Linked DNA regions of Homo sapiens: all the other regions are linked to region 1. The links are chromatin loops, found by intact Hi-C in ENCODE. Cell type or tissue: tibial artery. All regions are shown on one strand. Region 1 overlaps PARVA (parvin alpha). Region 2 has its middle 120 kb from the start of TEAD1. Region 3 overlaps PARVA (parvin alpha).

Evidence for each region. A loop is a pair of places that touch in the nucleus more often than their neighbours do. Peaks named below come from ENCODE experiments on the same cell type or tissue, not always from the same donor. Only the 100,000 strongest peaks of a DNase experiment are listed, where the experiment ranks them.
Region 2: a loop joins it to region 1, with 2.2 times the contacts of the local background. A loop is called at or near these places in 3 of 110 quality-filtered maps.
Region 3: it touches region 1 in a loop (2.4-fold over the local background); 2 of 110 quality-filtered maps call a loop at or near these places.

The regions. Positions count from the first base shown.
Region 1 is chr11:12,382,081-12,387,080 of GRCh38, reverse strand. The region is part of intron 1 of PARVA (parvin alpha); the gene reads right to left. Among named protein-coding and RNA genes, the nearest start is that of PARVA, 7.0 kb to the right of the region's middle. In tibial artery, no CTCF peak of the experiment used is centred here; no DNase peak of the experiment used is centred here; H3K27ac peaks cover 1,337 bases.
Region 2 is chr11:12,554,290-12,559,289 of GRCh38, reverse strand. No RefSeq gene overlaps it. Among named protein-coding and RNA genes, the nearest start is that of TEAD1, 120 kb to the left of the region's middle. RefSeq lists a silencer at 2,194-2,488. In tibial artery, no CTCF peak of the experiment used is centred here; a DNase peak (open chromatin) is centred at 2,939; H3K27ac peaks cover 2,013 bases.
Region 3 is chr11:12,482,517-12,487,516 of GRCh38, reverse strand. All of the region lies in intron 4 of PARVA (parvin alpha), which reads right to left. Among named protein-coding and RNA genes, the nearest start is that of PARVA, 110 kb to the right of the region's middle. In tibial artery, a CTCF peak has its summit at 1,985; no DNase peak of the experiment used is centred here; H3K27ac peaks cover 1,912 bases.

The DNA.
Region 1 (5,000 bases):
ATGTTTACATGAGGATTTCATCTCTTCTCCTGGACTCATGGCTGGAACATAATTATGAACTGTGCTTGTTAACCAAATAGAGATATTCCATGAGACAAGAAGGCTGATTCCTAATATGGAGGTGTCCTTGGGCCGGGGCCCACTTATCCTGGTATCCATCTCCTCCTCCCGACACAGAGGTGCCTTCATTAGTAGAGGAAAGAAAGAGGTCTTTGTGATGATGTAATTCCCAGACCACCCTACACAGACAATAAAACTGAATTTGAGAGAAGCTGGGTGAAATAAGAGCTCAGAAATCATAGAATACCAGTGCAGCAGGGACCTAAGAGGTTATTTAGTCTAATCTTTTAATGTTAGAAATGGGCAAATAACACCAAAAGGGGAAGAGATCTGTCTAAGATTACATGGCCAGTTAATGGTGGGCTATTTTCATCAAGGTAAATATGGGGAAATTCATTCCACAGAAATTCTAATAACTGTGTGTTTGATGATATTATGGTAGGCAAGAGGGCTGTCACCATAGTGTGTGACAAGCAGCTGCAATGCAACATGACCAGTGCTAGCACAGAGTATAGACAAGGCACTGTGGGATCACAGAGGAGGAAGCATCTCACTCTTCCTGTGGGCACTGTGGAAGGCTTCATGCAGAAGAGGACTTCTGAGTTGGGTCTTTATGAATGAACAGAAGTTGGTTGTATAGGAAACGGAAAAGGTATTTCCAGAATATGGAACAGCATGTAAAGGCATAAACATGTGAAAGAAAATGACATGTTTGGGGGATTAAGAGTGGTTTCCTATGGTAAAAATGGAGATTTATTGGAAGGGAAATAGAGGAGACAGCAAAAAGGTAAGGGAAGGAGTAGCTGTGAAGGCCTTGGATGGCATGTTAAGAAGTTTGTCCTGGAGAGAAGTTATCTTTGTGCTTTAAAAAACAATGTAGTGGCAAAAGGATGAAGAATGGGCTGAACAAAAATGGACCCATGATAGGAAGCCTAGCTGGGTGGATAACACAGTATTTCAGGTGGAAAATAAGAGTAAAAATTTTGAAAATGAACGAACAATCCAGAGCACTTGTGAAGGCTGAATTAAAGCAGTGATATTTAGATATTTAGTGATGGTAGACTCAGCAGGATTTCATAAAAGATGATTAGACATGGGGAATAAAATGGAGGATGGGGCAGCAAACTACTGCCCTTGGGTCATGTGCAGGCTGCCATCTATTTTGTACAGCCCAAGTGCTAAGAATGGTTTTTACATTCTCATGTACACGTACATGCTTCCTTCAATAGCTGAGAAGAAACAAAAGAAGCATCTTTTGTAACACATGAAAATAATGGGAAATTCAAATTTCAGTGACCATAACTAAAATTATATGGGAACATAGCCACACTTGTTAATTGACCTATTGTCTCTGGCAGCAAAGGCAGAGCTGAATAGTGCAAACCAGGTCATAGGTCTCATAAAGCCTTAGATAGTTACTATTTGGCCCTTTCAGAAAAAGTTGCTGACCTCCTCCAGGATTCTCCAACTCAGTTAAAATCAGTTCATCTTTTTAGTTGCCCAGACCAAAACCTTTGGGGTCATCTTAATTCTACTCTTAGCTGCCAACCGATCTTTCATCAAGATCTGCTGTATTTTAAAAATATATCCAGAATTTGACCCTCACTCCTTCCCTTGCTACCACTCTGTTCCTCAGCACTACCATCTCTCAGCTGGGTCATTCTGGTAGCCTTTATTTATTTATTATTTATTGAGACAGGGTCTTGCTCTGTCACACAGACTGGAGTGCAGTGGTGTGATCATGGCTCACTGCAGTCCCAAACTCCTGGGCTAAAGCGTTCCTTCCATGTCAGCCTCCTGAGTAGCTGGGGCTACAGGTGTGCACCACCACCCATGGCTAATTTTTTTGTAGAGATGGGGTTTCGCCATGTTGCCCAGGCTGGTCTTGAACTCCTGAGCTCAAGCAAACCACCCACTTCGCCTCCCAAAGTGCTGGGATTACAGGCGTGAGCCACCATGCCCAGCCTCATTCTAGAAACCTTTTGCCTCATCTCCCTGCTTCATCTCTGCCTGCTTCAGTCACTTAACACCATCTGAGTGATGGTGTTTTAGCACCATCAGTTAAAACAGAAGTGAGATCACGCCATTCCTCTGCACAAAGTCTTCCCGAGCCTTCCCATCTAACTCTGAGTAAAGGCCCAAGTTTTACAATGGCTTCCAGGGCCCTACAAAACCTGCCTCTGCCCTTCCTCTTGTTACACCCGGGACCAACCCCCGTTCCACAATCATGCTCACTCTCTTCTCCAGTCACATCAACCTCCTTCTTGGTCCTCAATAATGTACCAGGTCCACACCTGCCCCAAGGTCTTTGCATCTGTCATTCCTTCCACCTGTAATGTTATTTTCCAAGATATACATATGGTTCTCTTCCTCACTTCCTTCAGATTGGGACTCAAATCTACCCTTCTTAGTGAGGCCTTCTCTAGCCATCCTACTTAATACTGACAACCATCCTCAGACCACAACCCTCTATTTCTCTTTTTCTTGCTTTATTCTGCTCTCTAGCACTTACTACCACTCAAACAAAATACAAACATTACCAATTTATCTTGTTTATTACCTGTCTCCCCTGTTAGAATGTAAGCTCCAGGAAGGCAAGAGTTTTTGTTTTGTTTTCCTTTCTAGAACCTAGTACAGTGCATGGTACGTGTTAGGCACTCAATAAATAGTTGCTGAAAGAATGGAAATAATGGATCAGAAAGTGACTGGGAGATAAGAAAAGACAAGCAGGTAGAGATAACTCTTTCAAGGCATCTGGTGAGTAGCTAAAGAGGAAACCAGTATCAGGAGACTTTCTCCAAATAGGAAAGACTCAAGCATATTTACAGAACGTCAGGGCGACAGAGTGGCAAAAAAAGATGGGATATGAGAAATAGCATATCTGGCTATGCCAAGTCTGGGAGGAAGCTGAAAGAAATGGCCTTATGAGCAAGGAGAGAAGGGACCTCCTTGGAAGGGACTAGGGCAGGTGGGGAGCACAAAGACAGTTGCACATATGGGTGGGACTGGCCAGATATGGTAGAAAGGGAACTTGAAGGAGCTCATAGCTGGTCTCAATTTTCTATCTGAAAATCCAGGGAAGGGTTTTAGGGGCTATGGACAACAACATGGGTGCCATTGTTCAAGGCGTGCCCCTTGAACAATGCAGGTTTGAATTTCAAGAGTCCACTTATATGCAAATTTTTAAAATAAATGTATTAGAAACTTTTTTGAGAATTGCAACAATTTGAAAAAATTGCAGATGAATTTTGTGATCTAGAAATATCAAAAAAAATTAAGAAAAAGTTAGATATGCCCAGGAGTTTGAGACCGACCAGGGCAACATAGCAAGACTGTGTCTCTACAGAAAAAGATGTACTTTGGAAAAATGAGAATGCACCGGCTGATTAGAAGAAAAGGGTAGCTCTGCAGTGCTAAGGGTTCTACTCACTCTAGAAACCATAAATTTGTTGCAAGGTTTGTGGATTTTTCTCCAGCAACACTGGGCAGCCAATGAGAATCAAGTGGTAAGAACTAGTATTATTAGAAGAATTATGAAATTAAAGCCTTCATTGGATACCTCAGGTCCTGATCAAAATGTAAAACTCTGGGGGATAAAAACTTAAATGAATGGGTAAACGACAGGAATGACCAGTGCTGCTGGCCTAATTCGGGTGCCTTCAGCAGAGAGGTACAATTCAAGTTAGTGTTGCTTGAAAGAGCACGTCTTGAGGACAGTTTCAGAGAAAGAAAGTTGAAAAGTGGCCCTCTGGCAAGTAGACTCTGAAAGGGCAGTGAAAGAATCCACACAGGAGGGCCATGTCCAACAGAAATGGAATTGAAAACCCAAAAGAAGAAGAAAAAGATCAACAGAGAAAAACAAAAGCCACTTAAGCTACAACTCATAAGAAGGGGCCCAGATAAAGTGCTGAAATGTGTCATCTTGGGAAAAGGGAGGATCTCACTTGCAAAGAAAGATCCCTTAACTCCTAAAGGGACAAAATAGTGTCCCACAGGCATATAGTCATGGGCTACTAGGCTATTTACAGAACCTGAAAAAGCCAGTGCAGTCCATAATAAAAAGACTATTTCAAATTTCAAAGACCAATGAAAATTGAGTTGTCAATTTTAATAGCTACCATTACTTGTGCCATGCAATGCATTTTACATTCTCGATCTCATTTAAACCTCACAACTTCCATGTAAAGAAGGAATTCTTATTCTCATTTTATAGATGAAGACACAGAGGCTTACAGGGGTTAAGTAACTTGTCTTAAGTCATAGAATGAATAAGGGGTTGAACCAGAAATCCAATTGAAATGTGTCTAATCCTAAAGACCATGCTTTTAACCCTTGTTCTCTCTTGGACTCTAACACTGTTTTTTCTTATGAAAACACAGGAGTGATGACTAGTTGAGTGCATTCTTATGAGACTCATAGTCATTCTATGATGTAGTTTTCCTTAGGAGGACATTTTTTACATGAAATTATTAACCTAAATAGAGTTGATCCTTGAACAACACAGGTTTGAACTGCGAGGGTCCACTTATATGCAAATTTTTTCAATAACTATATGGGAAAATATTTTTGGAGATCTGTGACAATTAGAAAAACCTTGAGATGAACCATGTAGCCTAGAAATATTAAAAAAAAAAAAAAAGAAAAAGTTACTCATGTCACAAATGCATAAAATATACATCAATACTTGTCTGCCTTCTCATTTACTACCATAAAATATAAACAAATCTATTACAAACAGTTAGAACTTATCGAAATGTCAAAATGTACACATACACACAAGAACTGTGCGTGATGCCATCTGCAGATGAGAGAAATGTAAACGTAAAGATTAAATCCTCACTGCACGAAATGAACTGTAGTACATACTGTACCACTGTAATAATTTCACAGCTACCTCCTGTTGCTATTGTGGTGAGCTCAAGCGCTGCAAGTATCTGCTT
Region 2 (5,000 bases), 170 kb before region 1:
TATGGACATGTGAAATGCCAAGACAAATATTTGAAAGGATACTCAACATACTACTGTACCTCATGTTACCTTTTAACGTTTCCAAAACTGGAATGTGTCTTACAAGTGATGGCATCTAAGATTGGATAAAGTATGGCATTAGCAAAGGTTATCTTGGAGGTAGGATTGATGATTGGGTAAGGATGATAAGGGACTTTTTACTTTATTATTCTTTAGTTACACTTGGACTTCCAACTAAGGCACTTCTGTATTTACTTCTTATTATGTGAAACTTTGCTATGAGAAATATGTATATGACTGACTTGTGTAAGAAGGCAACAACAGCTAACCCCTTCGGGCTTTGTGGAGGAGGGAGGTCCAGACCAGATATGGACAGTTGCAGTCCCACCCTGATGCCCAGGTAGACAACTTGACCATACAAACCTTGCCTACCTTGGCCTGTGGACCTTCCTATGCTGTGGTAGCCAATGTTCTTTCAGTTACAAGTAACAGAAACCCACTTGTATTAGCTTAATTTTAAAAAGGGTGTGTGTGTGGGGGGGATTTATTATAAGAACAAATGAGTATTGCAGAATCCAGGGGCTGATCCTGTGACCAGGCCTGAGCAAGGATGCCCTCCGGAACCAGGCTTGGGGTCTTTCAGCCTCTGTCTGGCCCTGTGTGATGTCTCTCTCTGTTTCTGTTCACCTGGTTAGTTCATTCCTCTCCTCTCTCTGCAGAGGGAGTTTCAGACTCTTTCTCCACAGGACAGAAGGTGGCCACCCCATGGCTGCCAGATTACATCTTTTCAGTTCAAGTGGCCAACAGGTACAACTAGCATATCTGGATCCCAAATCTGAACTCCTGCGAGACAGAATCTGATTTGGTCTGTTTGGGTCGGTCAACATCCACTAGTGATCAATCTGTCAGGGTCAGGGAGTAGGGCGTACATACAGATATTGCTGCCAGGAGCTACTTTTGTGGCCAAAGGAACGCAGCTACTGAGGAAGGTGAATTATGGGCCAGGCAGATGACTTCAACTGAATAGCTGCGAAATGTCATTCCCATGATATCTTATTCCCTTTATTCTTTTCGCTCTGGTCCTAAGGGTGTCTAGGATTTTGGTGCCTTGCAGGACCAATAAAACCAAGATCCCCTTTTCTTCCCTAAGAAACTACTCTTTCTCCCCAAAACGATCCCTTCCTTATAGCCTTCTCAGCCTAGCTTGCTGGCCTTGGGAGAGACTGCTAGTTTTGCCTTCAAGGGCAATTTATTAGGCAGGGCTTCGCTAACAAAACATGTGACTTGCTGGTTTATCTTTGCCTTTGTAGATGGAATGGAAATGTATCTCTTTTTTTGCAAAAACTTAGGGATGTGATGAAACAGAGAACTCCATAGCTTCAAATGGCTCTATTTCCTCCATAGTCTAGTGTAATGGCGCTAGAGAAAGCAGTCTTCATAGCCAGAATCACCACAGGGAATGCTTCTAAAATGCCTATGACTCCCATGTACCATAGTCACCTTAGTGAGAAGGTAAAACAGAACTCAGGGCTCCCTTCTCTCAGTAGGAAGCATTTCTCAGCATGACTAGCACAAAAGATGTTTGGGGGAGACCCAGAGGCCTCTGGTTGGTTGGACAACTCTAGGCTTGAGCTTCTTTTTTTAATGTGGTGACAAAAAACTTAGGAACTGCTCTTTGGGGGAAAATATGTGAGGATCGTGGTTTCTAATTTTAAATGAAAAGTCCACCTTCCACCATATCACCATCATTGTTGATCAGATGTAGCCTTTTCTAAAAGCTGGAGGGAGTTGTAATGCAGAATTCGAGTGAGCTCACCTGGTCCCTAGAGGGCATTTTAAAGGACACAAGGGAAATAGTTGAAGAAAATGAAAATGTCATTGGGTTCAAGCCCTCTTTCATGGGGAAGGACAAAGACAGGGATGGGGAAGGTAAAAGGAAGAAGGGGGTGAGCCAAATTCTTCAAGGTAATTTCCTTGAGTATGGGAGAAAAAGGAACGAGTATAAAGATCAGCTGAAGAAATGGAACTCCTTGTTGAGCTTCTTTTAATGGCTCACATCCACAGTAGTCCTGGAGGTGGCCTGTACGATTCAAGGCCTTGGCAGCAGTAAGAAAGAACAGGGCAGTGCCGAGTCCTGCCTCTATCATTGATTTGAGCAAGGGCAGGGTCTTTGCCGGTGTTCTGCAGAGCATCCTTGGGCCAAAGAGGCTCCATGCATTTTTTCGGGACTTTGGATTGTTTGCAGTTTGCCCCATAACTCCCACACATTTGCTTCTTCATGTCCCAAAGCTCTGGCTGCTGCAGCATTCCCATAGGAATGTGGATGCCTGCCAAGCGACCTCATGTGCATTCCATTCATCTCCTTGGCTGGGAGGCAGCAGGGAAGCAAATTGGCTGGTTGCTTAACTGTTTGGGTCCCAAATTCACCCTGAAAGGAATCACCAAGGTTGTTGGACTTTTCCAATAATCATGAAGAAAAAACAGAAGATAAAACAAAAGAGATATTTATTTATTCATATGATCCCATCTGGAAAACAGCTATTTTCAAGTGTAGCTTAATGAAAATCACATCCTTTGGTTTGTTTGAAATCATCTTCCACCAGAAAGGCATTTTGAAGCAATGAGGCTTTGTGAGGTGTGATTCAAAACAATGTGAGTAGTTTTTTTTAAGCAATCACACCAAACTGTAGCTACTCAAATTCAGGTTGTTGCCTTCCAAGTAATCTCAGTGGGCTGTGACCCTGCAATTCCAAGATGCTCCAACCTGTGTAAAATTCCTTTAAGGAAATTACTACACTCTTGCTCTGTTTTGCTTTTTGTTTATCATTCAGTCAGCACATATGGGACACCTCCTGTGTGCCAAGCACTCTGTAAAGCTCTGGGGATAGAGTAATGGGGGAGGCACAGTCTTATTGAATGTTTGACCATGCGAAGCCCCCAGGGGCCAGTGGAAAAAGTTAGTCTGACCTGGATTTGAATCCTGGTTTAGCCTCGTGCAGATTGTGTAATCTCAGGCAACTTTCCTAAACTCTTTGAGTCACAGTGCCCCATTTCTAAAAGGAAGACGGTAAAATCTACTTGATGGGATGTCTTTGAGGAGAAAATCAGAGGAAAATATGTAGTAAGCAGCCTTAGCACAGAAGCTGATATAGAGTAATTGCTCAGAAAATGAGAGCACTTATGATTTTAATTGTTTGAATTACATAGCTAGTTCAACTGTCTTTTTTTTGGACTAGATAGACTCTTACTCTTCGAAAAATTAATCATCCTGTGCATGAGAAATATGCACAAGGTACCAAATTCAAAGTATACAAAAATTAGATGATGACAAGAATATCTTCTCCCTGTCCTTACTCCTTGCCATTAGTTCTCCTCACTAGAAAGAATACAAGCAAGTTCTTGTATATTTCCAGATTTAACTGTATTTCTCAGAGATCGGTCCATAGCAACACTTAGTGCTCATTCTTTTTTTTCTTTTTTCAGCGAATTGAGGTATAATTGACAAATAATGTTGTATATATTTAAAGGGAACAATGTGATGATTTGACATACGTATATATTGTAAAATGATTACCAGAATCAAGTTAGTTAATGCATCATCATCTCACATAGTTACCATTTGTGCGTATGTGGTAAGAACACTTATGGACTACTCTACTTGCAAATTTCAAGTGTACAATACAATAGTATAAACTGTAGTCACCATGTTGTATGTTACACCTCCACAATGTATTCGTCTTATAACTGAAAGTTTGTACTCTTTGACCAACATCTCCCCATTTCCCCCACCCCCCCAGCCTTTGGCAACCATCCTTCTACTCTGTTTGTATGAGTTTGACCTTTTCAGATTTCACATATAAGTGGAATCATACAATATTTGCCTTTCTGTTTCTGGCTTATTTCACTTAACATAATGCCCTCCAGGTTAATCCACACTGTCAGGAATGGCAGAATTTTTTTCTTCTTTATGGCCGGATAATATTTCATTGTCTATATATACCACTTTTTCTTTATCCATTTGTTTCCATGTCTTGGCAATTTGAATAATGCTGCAACGAACATAGGAGTGCAGAGAGACACTGATCTAACTTCGTTCAGATATATACCCAGAAGTGGAATTGCTGGATCACATGGTAGTTCTAGTTTTAGTTTTTTGAGGAACCTCCATATTGTTTTCCATAATGGCTGTACTAATTTACATTCCCTCCCACTGTATACAAGGATTCCTCTTCCTCCACATCCTCAACAACACTTACTTCATCTTTTTGATAATAGCCATCCTAACAGGTGTGAGGTGACATCTCACTGTAGTTTTGACTTGCATGTCCCTGATGATTAGTGATACTGAGTACTTTTTCATGTACCTGTTAGCCATTTGTATGTCTCCTTTGGAAAAGTATCAATTCAAGTTCTTTGTAACACTTTTTAGAAGAGATTATTTGGGATTTCTTTGCTATTGAGTTGCATGAATATCTTGTATATTTTAGGTATTTACCCCTTATCAGATATATGACTTGAAAATATTTTTTGCTCATTCCATAGGTTGCCTTTTCATTTTGTTGTTTCCTTTGCTGTGCAGAAATTTTTTTGTTTGATGTAGTCCCACTTATTTGTTTTTGCTTTTGTTGCCTTTACTTTTGGTGTCATACGTAAAAATATCGTTACTAAGGCCAGTGTCAAGAAGCTTTTTCTCTGTTCTTTTTTATTTTTTCTAGGAGTTTTATGATTTCAGGTCTTATATTTAAGTCTTTAATCCATTTTGAGTTAATTTTTGTGCTGGTGTAAGATAAAGATTCTATTTCTTTCTCTTTTTTTGCATATCAATATCTAGCTTTCCTAACTTTATTTATGGAGGAGACTTTCCTTTCCCTATTTTGTAATCTTGGTGCCCTCATCAAATAATAGTTGACCATATATGCATGCGTTTCTAGTCTCTCTATTCTGTTCCATTAGTCTGTGTCTGCTTTTATGCCAGAACCACACTGTTTTGATTACTATAG
Region 3 (5,000 bases), 100 kb before region 1:
TATCTAGCTGGTGTAACTGAGAAAATGAATGTTCCATTTTAATTGCTTTTAACAGCTGCATATGGCTATTGGTTGCTGAATTGAATAGCTCAGCCATAGAGGTTTTTAAAGCCACCTTCCTGACTTTACAGGAGAGTGATCGGAGTAACAGAGGTATGTTTTAGTGGTGAAACCAAGATTGGAACTGAGATCTCCTGTTTCTTCATTCCTGCTTCAATTTTAGCATAGCTGCCACTTCAGCCCAGCATTTTAGGGCATAGAAAAGTGACTCTCAAAGTAAACAAGATCAAACTCTTCAAGATGCATCTCCTCCTGGGGTTCATGGAGTCATACCTGTTCAACATCCACCACATAGAATCAGCCTGGTTTACTCTAGCTACTCTCCCTACATCTCTAGGTCCTCTTCAAGCTTTTCCCCATCCAAACTGACACTCCTCTATTTGACACTATCCTTTTCTCATGAGGAGATGCTCTGCTGGAGTTCCTTCCACTCTCTCTGAGCATCTCCCATACTGCTCCTATGTTATTTCCTAAAGCCCCATTTCTGACTGTGTTGTTTTGCTCATAAGGCACCACTAGTTGCCGCTACCAAAACAATACAGTCTAAAACTCTTAGTTCATGGTCCTCTAATGTGAGCTTCATCTTCTTCCTTTATTTTATTTATTGTTTTGAGACAGAGTCTCACTTTGTCTTCCAGGCTGGAGTGCAGTGGTACGATCTCAGCTCACTGCAACCTCTGCCTCCTGGGCTCAAGTGATCCTCCTGCCTCAGTCTCCTGAGAAGCTGGGATTACAGGCGCCCACCACCATGCCCCACTAATTTTTGTATTTTTAGTAGAAATGAGGTTTTATCATGTTGGTCAGGCTGGTCTTGAATTCCTGGCCTCAAGTGATCTGCCTGCCTCGGCCTCCTAAAGTGCTGGGATTACAGGCATGAGCCACCGCACCCAGCTTTATTTTATTTTATTTTTATTTTTATTTTTGAGACAGAGTTTCGCTCTTGTTGTGCACGCTGGAGTACAGTGATGTGATCTCGGCTCACTGCAACCTCCGCCTGCCGAGTTCAAGCGATTCTCCTGCCTCAGCCTCCCAAGTAGCTGGGATTACAGGTATGTGCCACCATGCCTGGCTAATTTTGTATTTTTAGTAGAAACAAAGTTTCTCCATGTTGGTCAGGCTGGTCTCGAACTCCCGACCTCAGGTGATCCACCCACCTCGGCCTCCCAAAGTGCTGAGATTACAGGTGTGAGCCACGGCGCCCAGCCCTTTATTTTAAATAGACTTTTCATTTTAGAATGGTTTTTAGATTTATAGAAAAGTTACAAACAGTACAGACAATTCCTATGCACTCCGAACTCAGTTTCCCCTCCTATTGTTAACAGCTCACATTACTATCGTACATATGTCACAGCTATTTATGTATGGCATTAGTACATGACTGTTAACTCTATATCTTATCTGGATTCACTAGGTTTTTTCTAATGCCCTTTTTCTGTTTCAGGAAACGGTCTAGGATACCACTTCTTTTCTTCATGTCTCCTTAGCGTCCTCTGTTCTGTGATGGTTTTTCACACTTGCATTGTTTTTACCATGACCTTGACAGTTTTGAGAAGTGATGGTCAGGACTGCTTGATTTTTCCTATATTTTTCTCATGGGTAGGCTGGGGAGGAAGACCACAGAAGTGAAGTACCCTTTCATTACACCCTCCCCCTACCCTGTCCCCACTTCCACACTCTAACCATGGGAAGCCTGTCACTAAATTCAGCCACTCAAGGATTGTGGAATTAATTGCCACCTTTTTTGAAGGGGTTATATCTACACAAAGTATTTGAAATTCTATAAGGCAGAGTTGTCTTTTTGTTCCCATTTGCTTATTTGTTCAGTTATTTATATCAGTATCAATTTAAGGGTATTTAGACTTTGGGTTATAATCCAATACTGCTATTATTAATTTTTCCCCCAAATAATTCCAGCTTTGGCCACTGGGAGCTCCCTCAGGTTGGTTTTGGACATTTTCAATGTGTGGCCCTGTATATATATTTTTTCTTAGCACTTCTTTTTGGTACTGCAAGATGCTCTAGGCTCATCTACATTCCCTGCCCCAGGTCTAAAATTAGCCATTTCTCCAAGAAGTCCTGGTTTCTCCTGTTGGAAATGGTGCTAAAAACCACGACCTGGGAGCTGGGTCTCATTTTCTTTGTTAGCCTCATATCCCAGTCACCCAACCCTGATGGTCATCTACCCACTGGCTCCTGGACTCTACAGCATTTTCCCTCCATTAGCACCAAAATTAACAGAGGCTTCCTGGAAACTCTTTTGTTGTCTTGGCTAAAGTGCCCTTTCTCCTTCCTCATATGGTTGAGAATCTTTTTCTGTAAGGCCCCATTCAAAATGCCCCCTCTGGCTGGGTGAGGTGGCTCACGCCTTTAATCCCACCACTTTGGGAGGCCAAGGTGGGTGAATCATTTGAGCCCAGTAGTTTAAGACCAGCTTGGGCAACATGGTGAAATTCCATCTCTACAAAACACACAAAAATTAGTTGGGTGTGGTGGCACACACCTGTGATCCCAGCTACCTGGGAGGCTGAGATGGGAAGATCTCCTGAGCCCAGGGAGGTCAAGGCTGCAGTGAGCTATGATTGTGCCACTGCACTCCAGCCTAGGCAATAGAGTGAGGCCCTATCTCAAAAAAAAAAAAAAAAAAAAAAGTCAACAAAAATCAAACACCAAAATACCCCCTCTTTCCTGAAACCTTTCCCAAACTCCTACTTGATCTCTTACAGACCTGTATACTACCAGGCTGTGAGTTTCCACAAGACAGCATATGACACATTTACTTTTATATTCCTGAACTCAGCAGTTAGCATATAGCACACCAAATGGTTTTTGCCTAGTGGATATTATTATCTGACTGATTAAGATCAGTGTAAAATGCACTCTTTAGGGTCTATCAGGGAAAAAGAAAACCACACACACACACACACACACACACACACACACACACACACACACCAAAACAAAACCACCCTCCTGCAGAACTTTACTGCCACAGGGAAACTTTTGGTCTCAAGCCTGAAGAATGATATCCTGTTTCAGTCACATGTTACTGTGAAAACCAGAAAGAAGAGCCCTGGAAGCTTATGACTCTCATCTCTGAAAATAGGCCTTTTCTGTTCCCAGCACATGTACATGTTCAAACATAAGGATCAGTCAAATGAAACATACCACAAGGAAATTCACATAGACATCCCAAGCCAGGAAACCTCAATAAGAAGCAGGCAGTGGGCCATGTTCAAATGAAGTGATGAATTATGTTGTATAGGCATCTTCCTGGAATCGCTTATCCCATCTCTCACTCAGTCATGCCTACTGCCTAGGTGTTGTGAATGTAAATATAACCAGGTGACCATGGACATACCTGTATAACTGAGGTATTTGGAAATGTGTCCCAACTTTGGATGATTCTGTGACTTCTTATTGATGCCATGGAGTAAGAGTATATTCTGGGAGACCTAAGGCTCTTTCTTCCATCAATCACCCTGGAAGGGGGTAATCCTGGACAAGAAATGAGGTGACTTTTTGGCTGGGGTAGGAAGGAACTTCCTCCTCATTCTGGGGTTCGGAAACCTCTGCTCTGAGGTTTGGAAAGGGCTAGGGCTGCTCCCATGAGAGGATGAAGTGTATGTCATGAAGAGGCAGGCCAGCGTTGCTGGCAGCTAATATTTTATTGGCAGCAACATCAACAGCGCAGAGAAGTGGCCAGTGTCCCCACAGCGGGGTTGCTGTCTCTGTGGTCTCTCTGGATGACAGCGATGCCCCTTCCCCCAGCTCCTTGGCCCACCTGCATTCATCTGCAGCTACAGACAGCTCCTAGCACACTGATGGCCATCTCTGGCCCCAAGGCTCTCTCCTCTGTCACCACAGGAGCACAGCCTGGAAGTTTTTATTTCCTGCACAGGTCACCCTCAACCACAGGGGGAAAGGAGCCATAGGATAAATGCCCTTGCTACCTTGCACTGGGAAGGGTGATTCTGAGATGTGTTGTTACGTGGTTTCTCAGAGGGCCCAGCTATGAGCCCTGGTTGAAACAGAGCTGCTGTTCTGATTAACATACTCGTGTTTGGCATTTCTCTCTTCCCCTCTTACGTGCCCTACTCAGTTATTTGTACGTTTTAAGGTCACCTTCTATATAAGCTTCCTCCACCCACATCCTTGTCTTGGCGTCTGCTTTTGGGAAAACCTAAACTAAGATCTGCTGCCAGGGCAAGTGGGAAGACCCAGGGAATACAGGCAGCAATGGGGCAGCTGGGTTGGGCAGCTAAGAAAGGACTAGGGAGAGGCTGTTCTGATAGAATCTACCAGAAATGCCTGGGGCCTGTGAGAAGGGTGATTTTCCTGCAAGGAAGGCAGACACTGCTGTGAGCAAGGGGCATGTGGCCACACAGAGGTGAGCCAGGCATGCTATTGCTCCCCATTGAGCTCACAATTGGAGAACACCCAGCCAGTCCTTGCCAGCCAAAGTCACATGGCATCTCAAGGACGCTCACCTGTTCAGGCTTTCACCACAGCAACGAAACATATACAACTCTCTGCCAAGAAGTCCCTGCCTAATATGGTTTGGCTGTGTCCTTGCCCAAATCTCACCTTGAATTGTAATAATCCCCATGTGTCAAGGGTGGGGCCAGGTGGACATAACTGAATCATGGGGTAGTGAATAAGTCTCACGATATCTGATGGTTTTATAAATGGGAGTTCCCCTGCACAAGCTTTTCTGCCTGCCGCCATGTAAGACATGACTTTGTTCTTCATTCGCCTTCAGCCATGATTGCAAGGCCTCACCAGCCATGTGGAACCGTGAGTCAATTAAACCTCTTTCCTTTTTTTTTTTTTTGAGATGGAGACTTGCTCTGTCACCCAGGCTGGAGTGCAATGGTATGATCTTGGCTCACTGCAACCTCTGCCTCCTGGGTTCAAGCGATTCTCCTGCCTCAGCCTCCCAA